Regions from separate parts of the Homo sapiens genome. Here all the other regions are linked to region 1. Evidence: chromatin loops called from intact Hi-C (ENCODE). Cell type or tissue: heart right ventricle. All regions are shown on one strand. Region 1 overlaps KLF4 (KLF transcription factor 4). Region 2 overlaps LOC105376205 (a long non-coding RNA gene). Region 3 overlaps LOC105376205 (a long non-coding RNA gene).

What was found. Hi-C counts contacts between places; a loop is a spot of excess contacts. Peaks named below come from ENCODE experiments on the same cell type or tissue, not always from the same donor. Only the 100,000 strongest peaks of a DNase experiment are listed, where the experiment ranks them.
Region 2: a loop joins it to region 1, with 11 times the contacts of the local background. A loop is called at or near these places in 19 of 110 quality-filtered maps.
Region 3: it touches region 1 in a loop (4-fold over the local background); 19 of 110 quality-filtered maps call a loop at or near these places.

Annotation. Positions count from the first base shown.
Region 1 is chr9:107,481,323-107,486,322 of GRCh38, reverse strand. It overlaps KLF4 (KLF transcription factor 4), which reads left to right. Exons shown (of 5, transcript NM_004235.6): 5 at 397-1,471. The coding sequence ends at 572. Among named protein-coding and RNA genes, the nearest start is that of KLF4, 5.9 kb to the left of the region's middle. In heart right ventricle, a CTCF peak has its summit at 2,007; no DNase peak of the experiment used is centred here; H3K4me3 peaks cover 2,307 bases; H3K27ac peaks cover 2,703 bases.
Region 2 is chr9:107,575,096-107,580,095 of GRCh38, reverse strand. It overlaps LOC105376205 (a long non-coding RNA gene), which reads right to left. Exons shown (of 9, transcript XR_930217.2): 3 at 3,998-4,189. Among named protein-coding and RNA genes, the nearest start is that of KLF4, 88 kb to the right of the region's middle. In heart right ventricle, no CTCF peak of the experiment used is centred here; a DNase peak (open chromatin) is centred at 2,816; H3K27ac peaks cover 1,869 bases.
Region 3 is chr9:107,585,107-107,590,106 of GRCh38, reverse strand. It overlaps LOC105376205 (a long non-coding RNA gene), which reads right to left. Exons shown (of 9, transcript XR_930217.2): 4 at 3,930-4,028. Among named protein-coding and RNA genes, the nearest start is that of KLF4, 98 kb to the right of the region's middle. RefSeq lists enhancers at 1,706-2,230, 2,231-2,756. In heart right ventricle, no CTCF peak of the experiment used is centred here; a DNase peak (open chromatin) is centred at 2,406; H3K4me3 peaks cover 998 bases; H3K27ac peaks cover 3,270 bases.

The DNA of each region.
Region 1 (5,000 bases):
ATCCCCAGTCGTAGTAGGAATAAGATTGCATGGTTTGGGCACACTACCAATCACAATTTCCAAATTTCATTTCCACCACTGAGATGCCTTGACTCAAATGAAACATTAGTATAGGTTTAGGTGGTGTTTGTGTGTTTTTGGTGAAACATTAGTATAGGTGTAGGTGGTGGTTGTGTGCTTAACTGACCCCCTAAAAACAAGACCAAATACTTAAGCACGGAATGTATTTCTGTTTATGATATGGAATTCAATACACCCCTTCAGTGGTATAAAGACATTCCTGGATTTCTTTAGGATAGGGTCAGAGTTGGTTTACTATCTGGCCTTCAGTTTTTAAAAGGGGCGATTCTTTGATATAGCAATAGCGTCAATTTTTTTTTTCTTTTACCTTTACAGGTGAGAAACCTTACCACTGTGACTGGGACGGCTGTGGATGGAAATTCGCCCGCTCAGATGAACTGACCAGGCACTACCGTAAACACACGGGGCACCGCCCGTTCCAGTGCCAAAAATGCGACCGAGCATTTTCCAGGTCGGACCACCTCGCCTTACACATGAAGAGGCATTTTTAAATCCCAGACAGTGGATATGACCCACACTGCCAGAAGAGAATTCAGTATTTTTTACTTTTCACACTGTCTTCCCGATGAGGGAAGGAGCCCAGCCAGAAAGCACTACAATCATGGTCAAGTTCCCAACTGAGTCATCTTGTGAGTGGATAATCAGGAAAAATGAGGAATCCAAAAGACAAAAATCAAAGAACAGATGGGGTCTGTGACTGGATCTTCTATCATTCCAATTCTAAATCCGACTTGAATATTCCTGGACTTACAAAATGCCAAGGGGGTGACTGGAAGTTGTGGATATCAGGGTATAAATTATATCCGTGAGTTGGGGGAGGGAAGACCAGAATTCCCTTGAATTGTGTATTGATGCAATATAAGCATAAAAGATCACCTTGTATTCTCTTTACCTTCTAAAAGCCATTATTATGATGTTAGAAGAAGAGGAAGAAATTCAGGTACAGAAAACATGTTTAAATAGCCTAAATGATGGTGCTTGGTGAGTCTTGGTTCTAAAGGTACCAAACAAGGAAGCCAAAGTTTTCAAACTGCTGCATACTTTGACAAGGAAAATCTATATTTGTCTTCCGATCAACATTTATGACCTAAGTCAGGTAATATACCTGGTTTACTTCTTTAGCATTTTTATGCAGACAGTCTGTTATGCACTGTGGTTTCAGATGTGCAATAATTTGTACAATGGTTTATTCCCAAGTATGCCTTAAGCAGAACAAATGTGTTTTTCTATATAGTTCCTTGCCTTAATAAATATGTAATATAAATTTAAGCAAACGTCTATTTTGTATATTTGTAAACTACAAAGTAAAATGAACATTTTGTGGAGTTTGTATTTTGCATACTCAAGGTGAGAATTAAGTTTTAAATAAACCTATAATATTTTATCTGAATAATGTTTTTTATTGTTTTGTTTTCCTCCTGGAAAAATATGAACAGTGTTTGGTTTAAACACACCGGGTTAATAAGGCATGTAAGAAGCACGCACAAAAAAGCCAACTTTATGTCAACAAATTAAAATACCTTTTTTTATTAAAAAAAAACTATTTAGTTTTACCATAAATACTATCAATATAGGGCTGAGAACTCTTGATTATTGTACGTTTAAAAATTACAAGATTAAAAACCCAGTTCAGGTTTGCTCTTTCCAAATGTACGTAAAGCTACGTGAAAGCAGTTTCCTTACCTATGATTTTCCCAGTAGAAACAGCTTAATCATCCTTAAATTTGCTCAGTTTAGTATGAAAATATTTATGAAATATATACATTTCAGTTTCATATTTGAAAAAAATCTTTATGGTTTGTCTTTTAAAGTAAATAAAAATAAAAAAGTTTTCTGTGGAGGCCTGTCCCAGCACCCCTCACATCTGAGTAACAAAAGAACCTTCCTACAGCAGACAACCCTAAGAACGTAGTTCCACAGTGCCCTCCTGAGGATTAAAGGGTTCATTTATGCTTGGTGTGTGTTAAAGATACATCACTTCTACTAGTTACAGCCTTAAAGAGGTCAGAACCAAAGTTTCTGGCAGATTGTTTTAAAGCTAAATCAGTTCCCCTGACTGAAGGTGGGAAAACAAACTGAAATAAAATAATTTAAAAATTATTCAAATTCATAAAACTAAGTGTAAAGTAAGATGGTGTTATGGTAAGTTTGTAGCGTTTATATTAGAAGTTTTAATATTAAAACTCAAAACTGCCCTGTTAGAATCTGAAGTTCTTGAGATGGGTGCCTGAAAGATTGAAATTCATTTGGGGCTATCGCAAAATGGAAAAAGCATTTGTGACACTTGTTGACACCTTATATACTTGTAATAGTGATGTGGGTGACTAAACATCATCAAGGGGACAGAGCTCACTGCTCACTGGCATTTTTTTTAGAGTGCTTATTAACTATTGATTGTATCTAGTGTCCAGAGGTGCGTTTGTACCATGGGTACATGTAATAAATGAAATAAAAAATGGATGTTTATAAGAGGCTTATGGTAGATCAGCACAAGGTATTTTCTTTGGCTTTTGAGAGTCCACCATGACTGGAAAGCATAGCATGTGTCTCTGCTTAAAAGAAAACAGGTGCATCAATAGGATGGAATTTTATGTGGCCAAGAACATATTCAAAGCATATTTAATGACATGGAAAAATGCTCATAGTAATGTTAAGTGGAAAAAGCAGGATATAAGACTATCAACAGTACCAATTCAACTGTGTACATTTAAGTGTATGTGTGCTTTGAAGGAGAGAGAGAGAAACAAAAGGAAATTAAGAGAAAACCCTAGAAGGAACTGCCAAAATATTCATACTGGTTTTCTCAGTTTTAATTTTCTTTTCTTTTTTTTTGAGATGGATTCTTGCTTGTCACCAAGGCTGGAGTGCAGTGGTGTGATCTCGGCTCACTGCAATCTCCACTTCACAGGTTCAAACGATTCTCCTGCCTCAGCCTCCTGAGTAGCTGGGATTACAGGCGCCCACCACCACACCCGACGAATTTTTGTATATTCAGTAGAGACAGGGTCTCACCATGTTGGCCAGGCTGGTTTCGAACTGCTGACCTCAAGTGATCCGTCCACCTAGGCCTCCCAAAGTGCTGGGATTACAGGCATAAGCCACCGTGCCCAGCCTAAATTTTCTTTTTTGAAGTTTTCAAATATTCTAAAACAGCTATAGTAAGTTTGAAAAACTTTTTCATAAGAATGAAGATATAAAGAACAATTAAAATTATTTAAACAAAAAGCCCTCATTAGAACACATTATTCTGTAAATTATGTTTAGATTTCTTTAAGTTTAAATTTCTTAAATTTCTGTTAAATTGTGGTTGGTTGCTTTTGTAATCCACCTCTGTTATACAGAATCTTTTGGCACACGGTGTATGAAAATGACTGAAAAATGCCATCTTTATATTTGCTAAGTGCATATTATCTCGAATAGAAGAAACATGCATAAACTATCAAGAATTTTAAATTTATTTAAAATTTTCTGATGTCATAGATTAACATTCCTCTACGTTAACTTTTTCTTTATTCTTAATTTTTATTTAATTCTTTTTCTTCAGCTTTTAAGTTCAGGGTACATGTGCAGGATGTGAAGGTTTGTTACATAGGCAAACATGTGCCATGGTGGTTTGTTGCACCTAGATATTAAACCCAGCATCCATTAGCTATTCTAACTGATGCTCCCTCTCCCCAACCCCTATTTTTTTAATTTTTAATTTAATTTTAAAAAATTTTATAGAGGCAGGGTCTCACTATGTCGCCCAGGTTTGGTCTCGAACTCCTGAGCTCAAGCAATCCTCCTGCCTCGGCCTCCCAAAGTGCTGGGATTACAGGCATGAGCCATAGCACCCAGCCTACATTAACTTTTTCTAGCCTGAAAAAGAAAGCTTCAATATCTAAAATGAATGAGGAAGATTTCCCAAAACTGTGACCAAACAAAATACTATTCGACATACGCCAATAGCTAAATTATTTACTCTGGGACCTATCAGCTGTGGGCTCCTAGGTGTGCTGTCATTATGGTGTTACAGAGCCGTTTATACACTATACAATAAAGAGTACCTAATAATTGTGATGCCTGCTTATTATATTTTCCTTATGACACTTAATTTTACTGTTTCTTATTTTAACTTGTGTGCCTACACACACAAAGGATTAACAATGATGTTTCCTACACACATCAACAGACTTTCAGTCCACCTATTTTCCAGCAAAATGTCTCTTCTGATAAAATTCTTTCTGCCTGAAAACGTATTTGACTCTTGCTATCCTGTTTCAGTTTGTAAAACAAAACAGATGCTTTCACTATCTCAAGTAGGATGGTCATGAGGAATATTTCTTTTTCTTCCAAAAATTGTTCCAGGCCGGGTGTGGTGGCTCACACCTGTAATCCCAACACTTTGTGAGGTTGAGGTGGGAGGACTGCTTGAGGCCAAGAGTTTGAGAGCAGCCTGGGAAACATAGCAAGACCTCATCTCTATCAAAAAAAAAAAAATCAATGAAAAAGTGTTACAATTTTTAGAAACATGAAATGCTCTTCACAGTTGGAGATTGATAATTTTTACATATAATTTATTTCCATATAAGGAAGCCCAGGGGAGGTAGTCTTTATGCTACAGAAGCAAGTCCACAGAGAAAATATTAAAACAAGCAGTGGTGGTACCTGTTGTACTTCAACAAATGGGAGTATCTAAATTTAGCAGCCTGTATCAGCCACCTGTCCTATTAAATGTTCTGGCTTCTGAAGCTCCATTCAACACAACATACATACATAGATGGATTTGTAGCCTAGATACTCCCTCACCCACTCTTGTCCATTTATTTCCCTGTCTCTCATACAGACATGAATGCCACCCAGTCCCACATAAACCCTTTTACTTTATGTATTATTCTTATCATTTTATTCATGATTTTATTACATATTGCGTTTTATCT
Region 2 (5,000 bases), 94 kb before region 1:
AAGATTGTTATCAGTAAATGAAACTCAATTACGTTTTTACAACCAAATAACCATCAGTTAAAAGTGTAATTTTAAAAATACAACTTACTAGCCAGGCGCAGTGGCTCAAGCCTGTAATCCCAGCACTCTGGAAGGCCGAGGCAGGCAGATCATTTGAGGCTAGGAGTTTGAGACTAGCCTGGATAACATGGTAAAATGCTGTCTCTACTAAAAAAAAAAAAAAAATACAAAAATTAGCCGGACATGGTGGCACACGCATGTAATTCTAGCTACTTGGGAGACTGAGGCATAGGAATTGCTCGAACCCAGGAGGCAGAGGTTGCATCGAGCCCAGGTCACACCACTGCAACTCCAGCTTGAGTGACAGAGCAAGACTCTGTATCAAAAAACAAAACAAACAAACAAAAAAAACCAAAAACTTATTATGGCAACAAAAATAATTCTAGTAAAAAATGTGCAAGACCTCTGTGGAGAAAATTATAAAACTTGTTAAATGACATTTTTAAAGACACAAATGGAAGAAGAGAGAGGAACTCTGTTCATGAATAGGAAGTTTTGGTATATAGATGTCAACTGTTCCTAGACTGATCTGCAAATTCAATCCAATTGAAATGAAAATATCAGCAGAGTTTTCCAAGGAACTTGAACACCTAATTTGAAATGAATGATCAAGAGCAAATGGCAAATAATTTAAACAATCAATATAAATTGTGATTGTAATTTAGACAATTTTGAGGGAGAATAACAAAGTAGGTAAACTTGCTCTGTGAAATATCAAAATTTGTTATAAAATTATAAATACTAAGATAGTATAGTATTGATATGTGGAGAGAGATATACACTAATTGGGGGAGAATTAAGCCCAGAAACAGATCCATGGACCCATGCATTTATAAATATCTATGATAGGAAAGAGTTTGCATTGTGTGTTGGTGGTGGTTAAAGATGGACTATTCAATAAATGGTTATGGACAACCAGTTATTCAGATGGAAGATATAATAAAATTTTGATCCCTACTTTATCAACACAGACATACACACACACACACACACACACACAAACACACAAACACACATCAGGTTCAGGTATTATAGTGACTGAAATAAAAAGCATAACTTTAAATTTGGGGGAAAAATATAGAAGATATTGATAACTTCAGGGTAAGGAAAGATTTCTTAAATAAGACACTCCAAAAAAGCATAAACCTTCATCAAACTAATAAATTCAAAAATGTGATTCAGTGCAGTGGCTCAAGCCTGTAATTTCAGCACTTTGGGAGGCCGAGGCAGGCAGGTCACTTGAGCCCAGGAGTTTGAGACCAGCCTGGGCAACATGGCAAGACCCTATCTCTACCAAAAAAAAAAAAAATTAGCCAGGCATGGTGACATGCACCTGTAGTCCTAGCTACTCAGGAGGCTGAGGTGGGAGGATTGCTTGAGCCTAGGAGTTGGAGGCTGCAGCGAGCTATGATCATACCACTGCACTCCAGCCTGGGTGATGGAGCAAGACCTCATCTGTAAAAGAAATAAAGTTGTATTTTTTAAAAAAAAAAAAAAAAAGAAAAGTGAAAAAACAAGGCCAAAACTGATAGAAAATACTGACAATACTGACTGAGGAATAATACATGGAGTACATAAAGAATTCCTAAAAAAAAAAGATAAACAGCCTGCCAGAAAAATGGGCAAAAGACACTAGAGACATTTCAAAAAAGGGGAAAATTTAAATAGCAAAAGATTTTTTAAAAAGGCATTCAACTTTATTAACAAATCAAGAAAATGAAAACTAAAATAAAGATATATCATTTTCATCCACCAGAAAGGCAAAAATTGACAAGTCTGACAATACTCAGCATTGGCCAGGTGCAGTGGCTCACGCCTGTAATCCCAGCACTTTGGGAGGCCAAGGTGGGCGAATTACCTGAGGTCAGGAGTTCCAGACCAGCCTGGCCAACACGGTGAAATCCCGTCTCTACTAAAAATACAAAAATTAGCCAGGCATGGTGGCGCACACCTGTAATCCCAGCTACTCGGGAGACTAAGGCATGAGAATCACTTGAGCCCATTGGGGCGGAGGTTACAGTGAGCCTAGATCATGCCACTGCACTCCAGCCTGGGTGACAGAGTGAGACTCCATCTCAAAAATAAAAATAAATGAAAGAAGCATAGTAAAAAAAAAAAAAGTCTAGAAGAAAAAAAGTCATGAAGCATTAACCATGGCTAGCTTTGAGTGACAGATGTCATTTTCTTCTTTTTTTTTAGTAGTCTCTAATTTTCTATAATGAACATGTACTCCTTTTAAAATCAAGGAAAAAAATATTTTGTTTAACAAGACCAACCCCCTAATTCTAGGATAAATACCACACAGTTGAAAGGAGAAGGAAAAAAAAAAAAGACTAGGTATAAAAATAACTTTCTCTGGGTTTGATCTTCAAGCAACAAACTACAATCTCAGGAACTCTTTCTCCCCTGAGCTTTTCTGGGTCCTACGCAAAGAAACCAGGCAAAGTATGCTTGTTGGATTATATTGTTCCCTGGGCAAGTAGAAAAGAGAAAACTTTTGTGCATTTAATGAAAAAGCACACAAGGCATTATTTTTAGATTTACCGTAATTCTGTCCCCTACAAGACTCTGCAGCCAAGTGAACTCTGAAAGATTTTCCTGTTTTAAGCATCATTTGTTTCTCTTGATTTTTTTGTTTTGGTTTCGTGTGGAGGTGAGTGCAATGCGGCCTCTACTCCAGGCAGGAACTTCCCTTCAGATTAGCATGTTCTATGGTATTCATCTGATTTGGACTCAGCCCCTTGCTGGCCTCAGTAGTTGCTACATTATTTCCTGGGAGGAGATTAGGAATTTGAGGCAGTGAGACAATAATAGTAGCAATAATGATCAGCTGGGATTATGGTGACCCTGATGCGGATGCAGAAACTGGGATGCCAAAAGGTGAATGATCTGGATGCCCCGGGCTATGACCGGCTTTACCTTGAGCCTCACCCTGCTGCCCTAGGCTCCGTCCTTTAGCCCCTCTGTGATGTCCCATCTGCGTAGATGCCAAGAACCAGTTCCAGGGCTCTGCTCAGAACCCCTTATAAATCTTCTCATGGGCATGTGTGAAGAAAGGAAGAAGAGGGAGAGAAGAGAGAAGGAAAGGAGAGACAAGAGGAAACTCATCTTCATGGCAATAGCTACTATTTGTCATGCTTGTCAGGTGCCAGACGTCATCCTGGGTACATCAATGCTATATTATCTCATTTAATCCTCACCAAAATGCAATAAATTAGTGATTTTTAAAAATCTATTTTTCATAGAAGGAAATTGAGTTTCAGAGTGGTTAGGTGACTTTCCCATCATCACGTGCTCTTTTTTTTTTTTTTTTTTTTTTTTTTTGAGACGGAATCTTGCTTACTCACCCAGGCTGGAGTGCAGTGGCGCGATCTCAGCTCACTGCAAGCTCCGCCACCCGGGTTCACGCCATTCTCCTGCCTCAGCCTCCCGAGTAGCTGGGACTACAGGTGCCCACCACCACACCCGGCTAAATTTTTTTGTATTTTTAGTAGAGACGGGGCTTCACCGTGTTAGCCAGGCTGGTCTCGAACTCCTGACCTTGTGATCCACCTGCCTCGGCCTCCCAAAGTGCTGGGATTACAGGCATGAGTCACCATGCCTGGCCTTAATCACATGCTCTGAAGGGGCAGAGCTAGGACTCTAGGTCCCAGGAATACAGTTTTGGAGCTTGAACCTTAACAATGTTTCCTCCTCCCTACCCCCTTCCCCATGCACCTATCACAGAACCCTAAATTGTTGAGCTTTTCCTCTGAAACAGAAACAAATAATACATGTGGTTTGGCTGCCCTCAAATATTCCGGGGCTATTTCCTGAAATAGCTTAATCAGAATTCCCTGTCAACCCCTACAATCTCCCCGCAGTGTGGCCTCCACTTGAAACCTACCAAGCCCCAAGATTGTACAGACTACCTGATCCCCCACACAGGCTTTCATACCTCCAGGTTCAAGTCTGTCTCTGGCTTCAGCTGCCAGGCCACTCCTCTCCTTGCTCTGGTCTCATGGAATGTCTTCTCAGCCCACTGGAGCAAGGTGCTCCTCCTCCAAGAAGCCTTCCCTGATTTTATTGAATTCATTAGCTCCTTCATTCGATCAGCAAATTTTATTAAGCAGCTATCATATGACCTTCGCTGCAAATTAAATAAGAGATCAGTATACCACTGAAACTTACCCAGAAAGTCAAGAAATCCTTTCCTGAAAAATCAATACTTGTTTAGGAATCCAAAGAGTGATTAAGAGGAGTTAATTAGAAAAAATGGAGGAGTAGGGGAATGTTGCTAAGAGGACCAGATCGAGGAAATACCATGAACCAACAAAAAGACCATGGATAAATCATAGCTGCACCATAAACTAGTTTGTAGAAATATGGGCAAGGTATTTAACCAGCCTCTCTGAAACTCAGTCACCTCTGCTATAAAAAAGCAGGCAGTGGTGCTTCTCATGTTGTCAGAATGCAATGCAAATATATTTGCAAAACCCTTGGCACAAATTCTATCACATAGTAGGTTCTCATTAAATGGCATATCCCTTTGGACAGATTTTTCTTTTAGGGAATAGAAATAATTTGGGATGCCAAAAGATGGTAATCTCTGTAGCTATCAAAATCGCAGAGCTGACAGTGGGATATTATTGATCAGGTCAGCTTCAGATCCCTGAGTCACCCACCATGTCCGTTATTTATGTCCATGCTGGAAGCTTCACTGAAGGAGGGGCCTTCACTTGTCTTGTTCACTGCTGTATCCCCAATGCTGAAGCAATACCTCTCACAGACTACTAATTTTAAAATGTTTGTTGAATGAATGTTTGATGACTTTACTCATCTGCTCAATCAATGGTCACAAAGACTGGTTCCCTAACTGTCAGCATCAGCATCCCTGGAAACCTGTTGGAAATGCACATTCTCAGGCCCCACTCTGGGGCTGCTGAATCAGAAACTCTGGG
Region 3 (5,000 bases), 100 kb before region 1:
CCTGGAGCTTTAATGCACTATAATCTCATAGAATCTTCCTAACAAGCCTGGGAAAAAGTAATTATTTTATAGATGAAAAACCTGAGGCTCAAGTCATACTGCTGATTTGCAGCAGGGCTGGGATTTAAAGACTCCCCGGTCTTTCCAACTTCAAGTTCCACTGTCCCGTGTTCCCTCCCAGAGAGAGGGGATAGAAAAGGACAACACCGTGGGGGAGGGGAGGTAAATCATGTGGAAGGGGCATGGATGCCATTGGGAAAGGCTCAAAGTGGGAGAGGCTGCCCGGTGGGGAGGTCTGATGGAGACAGTTTTTCCCCATGACCTCTTGAAGTGCCACTTCCCAGAAAAGATGATGGCTGCAGGCTGAGGGCACACTGGGGACTCCACATCTTTCATAGCCATTGCTGAAGTCTCTGAGCCTCAAGAGAAATTTACTGCAGACCACACATCGGCAGCCATGAGAGGGAAGGCGGAAGGGCAGGCCAGATGGGACAGTCCCCAGGCAGGACTCTGCACAGGCTCTGGGGCTGTGGGGCTCTGGGCTGACCACAGCCTGGAAGAGCCTAGTGACACCCTGTCACCCCTAGACTCCTCAGTTCCCAGACACCTTGTTCTGATGAAGTGAATGGGGAGGCTGGGCCTGGGGGTGGGAGAATAGCCACATGATAGCCCCTCACCCCTGCATGCCAGCAGGCAGCAGGGAAGGCAGACAGGAGCCCAGAGGGCCAGCAGCAGTGACCACGGGGCCTACATTTTTCTGGCAACGAGGGTTGGCAAGGGAGAACAGACAGAAGCCTGCTATATCAGGCTGGAAAGAGAAGGACTCTCCTCAGCTTGGAGAAATTCCTGCCTAGTACCATTTGCCCATTCCCAGACTAACCAAATGTTAGAGCAGAAAAAGGGGCTTTCTGAGGTCAGCCAACAGGGCCTCCTTACTTTGCAATGGAAAAAAATTAGGTCACACAAAGTTGAAAGCTATTGTAAAGGAGACCAGAACTTGGGTGCCTCAATACCTAGTCCCATGGTCTTCAGGGCATGCATATGAGATCCAGAATCAGGTCACCATGGCTCTGACTCTGGATCTGCCCCCAGCCATCAATCTGCACTATTCTAGAAGCTTCCTTCAGGTTGTAGGTTCTATAGCTCTGAGATAGAGTGGCATGCACTGTGTGTGCACGTGTGTATGTAGTATGCGTCCATTCAACAGCAAATATTTATCGAGTGCTCCATTTAAGGCCCTGGAGATAAAGCAGTTCACAAATAGAGGAAGCCTCTCCACTGTGTCTCTAGGGCTGACTTTCACTACAGAGAGAGCCTCATGCACAATTTGTGCCTAGACTCAAAGGTAGGATGTGTCCTGTGCACACCATCAAGAGCTACAGCCCTTCTCCGGGTCTCCTTGTGCTTCACAGGGGTTTTGGACAAACCTTATGGGAGCATTTCCCCAGCCCCAACCCATGCCCTGACTCCCGCCTCCCATGGCACCCCAGGGTGCTGCTTCGGGCATTTGGTGCCCCGCCTTGCAATCACTGACTTCCTGAGCAACCTGAAGAGGGACTGTACCTACTTCACCTCTTAATCCTTAGCACCTGGTGGATGCAAGCTCCCTAGGAACTCCCGTTGAATAAAGGGATGATTAAATGAAGGCACCGATTCTCAGTTTCTCTCATCTGTAAAATGCAGGTGATAACTATCTGGATGACTCCTGATTTTCCTCCAGATCAGATGAGACATAGGAGATGAAAGGACCTTGGAACTAACGTGCTGTTCTTCCCAAGATACAGTTCTTATTATCCCCCATAAAAATGGCACCAGCTCAGTGTCTCTGAGAAAGGACTCAGCTATAGAGAGCCTCGGTTTTTATCCGGGAGTGTGTGCTTGAGCATGAATATGTGTGTGAGTGTGAGTGTATATGCTGGCCTGGAGAGCCAAATCGACCCCATAAGAAGATGTAATTTCAAGGAGGCTTCAGGGAACCCAGACCTCCTCCCTGTCTGTCCCTATTTACAGGGACATATGGCTGCCAGGCCAGCAGAGCCCCAGAGGAGTTCAGCCCTCAGCCGAGGACAAAGGGAAGGACGGGAAAGAGAAAGCACCCCCAAGAGCCCTTGTCTCTCCATCGTCCGTCCGTCTGTCAGCGGCAGCCAGTGGCTTGCCAGGCAGGACGGAAGCGCTGCCCGGCCATAAATGACCGCTGGCTCCAGGCTGGCCACCCGCCCTGGCCGCCCGCACGGAAGGGCCGGACTTTACCCAGCAAATCGGGAAGGAACTGAAGCCTCTGAACTTGGGACTTGGGCTCCGTCGATAAGGCCAGTGGACAAACAGAGGGCAGGGACCAGGGCTCCCCTTTATACACACAGAAGCCCGGCTCCAGGCTGATACTGCTGAGATCTTTGCCCTTTAGTTCAAACAGGAAATCTTAAAATGGAAAATGAGCTGCGTAAGGAAGGGGCGCGGCCACTAGCTTACAGGGAAGACGGAGCAGGTTGTTCGCCAAAGAACGTTTTGGCTCCACGCGGCCTGGGGTGTTTGGGAGGGGTCAAGGGTCTGCCTGGGGAAGGGAGAAGGCAGCCTGGCAGGTGAGGAAGCCCTATAGGCAGCTGTAGGGCGGGGGGAGTGTCAGAAACCTGGGTCTGAGCCACAATACGCAACTGATCCGTGGTGTGGCTTGTGGGGAATGACTTCACATATAGGAACCTCAATTTCTCCATCCATAAATGTGGCTAGCCATACCATCCACCTAGAGCGCTCACAGAGGATCTGAATGAAGTCATGGTGTGAAAGTGCCATGCAAGTCACAACCCTACATCCTGGCAAGGCCCTCCCCAGAAGGAATTTCACAATCACAAGGGGAAATCCAGAATAACATCTCCAGCCCCCCATGCCACCCCTGTACACCCCCGTGCTGGCAGTTCAAAGAAGAGAAAATTGGGAGAAGAGAAATAATTAGAGAACGCCAGCAGTCTCTCTGCTGAGGTTTCCAAGTAATTATTCACCTGTAAATTACTCCTCTCACCTTAATTCTATCTCCAGATCCTTTAGACAAGGTAAATTCATTTATTTACATCTCTAACTATCCTGCTTTGGTAAACATTCCAACAAGGTTGGATGGCCCATTAAAGAAAAAAACAAGTGAAGAAGCGAGGCAAGCAGGAGAGAGAGAGATTAACTACTGGTCATTACTGGCATTTGCAGAATTACCTCCAAGGGTAATTAATGAGGAATCATGCCAAAGCAAACCTCAACTTGAGCCAAAAAGGAACCCATCACAGCCAGGTGGAAACTACAGGCGGCCCCACTTGCAGATGGCCCTCGCTTCTCACCTGCAGGATGGGACCCTTCCAGGAGGCTCCCCTTAACTCCTTCTGCCTCAGGCAGTGGTGTGGGCTGCACCTTCATTTCAGGAAGAACTCTCCTTATCTGGTGAGGTCACTTTTGACTCACCCCTCTCACTCACAGACCAGCAATCTTTCTGGGCCACCCCCCAACCCAGGCCTGGCCATTTCTGGGCCTGGCACATCTTAGCTGCTCAATAAACAGATGGCTAGGCATGGCGGCTTATACCTGTAATCCCAACACTTTGGGAGGCCAAGGCAGGAGAATCACTTGAAGCCAGGAGTTCAAGACCAGCCTGGGCAACATAGACAGAACCCATCTCTATAAAAATTTTTAGTAGTGACACGCACTGTATTCCCAGCTACTTGGGAGGCTGAGGCAGGAGGATCACTTGCACCCAGGAAATTGAGGTTATAGTGAACCATAATTGTACCACTGCACTCCAGCCTGGATGACAGAGCAAGATCCTGCCTCTAAACAGACAGATAGTAGCTGCTGAGTGAATGGATCAATGTACTATTCATTCTAATTTCCTAAAGCCTCTTGAACTTGCCAAATTTCAAAGTCACCCCCCCTCCCAAGATTAAACTCACCATCCTTTTTTGCCTGAACCAGAGCCTCCAAAGGGCCTCTCCGCTTCTAGTCTCTCCTCCTTTCCTCCTCCACACAGATTTAACTCTCAAAAAGGTAAACTGAAAAATCAAGCAAGATAATACTTCAGCTCCGACCACTGAGGAGAAGGGCGGGGTTAAGAGAGTGGCCCCTAGAGTCAGATAGCCTGGGTTGAAGTCTGGGTCAACAACAGACCACCTGTGTATACTTTGGGTCAGTTACTTAACATCGCCGAACTTAGTCTTCTCATGGCTTCTTCACCTTAAAATGAGAATAACATCTATCCCACTTACAATGGCTGTTGAGTGCATTATGAGTTAATGAAGAAATGCCTTGCACCTGATGAACACTGGCTGTTAGCAGCAGCAGGGAAATTAGTCTCATCAGCATCGTCCTTACTAGAAATGCCTTCACTGCCTTCTCATTGTCCTCACATTAAAGCCCAAGCACTTTAGCATGTCAAGACACATGGAGTTCACAAGGACAAGAGCCTGATTCCTGTCCTGGTCCAGAGTCCAGCTCAGAGAGCCCTCAATAGATATCACGAATGGATAAATAAATAAATGAAACCAGGCCCTGCTCTCTCTCAGCCTCAATTCTCACCACTTTCCCACCCTCCCTAGTCCAGCCATAGAAGCCCTTGCAGTTTCCCAAATGCTACGTGCTCTCTCAACCTCAGCTCTTTGCACAGGCTGCTTTCTCTAAGAATGCCCTTCCAGGAATCCAGGCACTGCATCCCAGGACCCAGGCATTCACAGACGACAAATGCAGAGAGGCGACCTTAAATGGGCTCGTCTCTCAGAGGTGTATCCCATTTTGGACAGTGAGTGAGCCAGAGGGTTGGACCTTTCAACTGGCCTTTTAAAGTTCATGTGTCTTCTAGAAAGAGCTTTCTAGTGGCTTTGAAATATCCAACAACCCCATGAAAGGGGAAGATAGATATGGGTCTCCCCAGCTTTAAAATGAAAGAATTGTGGTCCATAAAAGGCCAGTGACTTGCCCGTGGTCACCACTTAGTATCAGCAGTGACATAACCTTAAACTTTCCAAGAC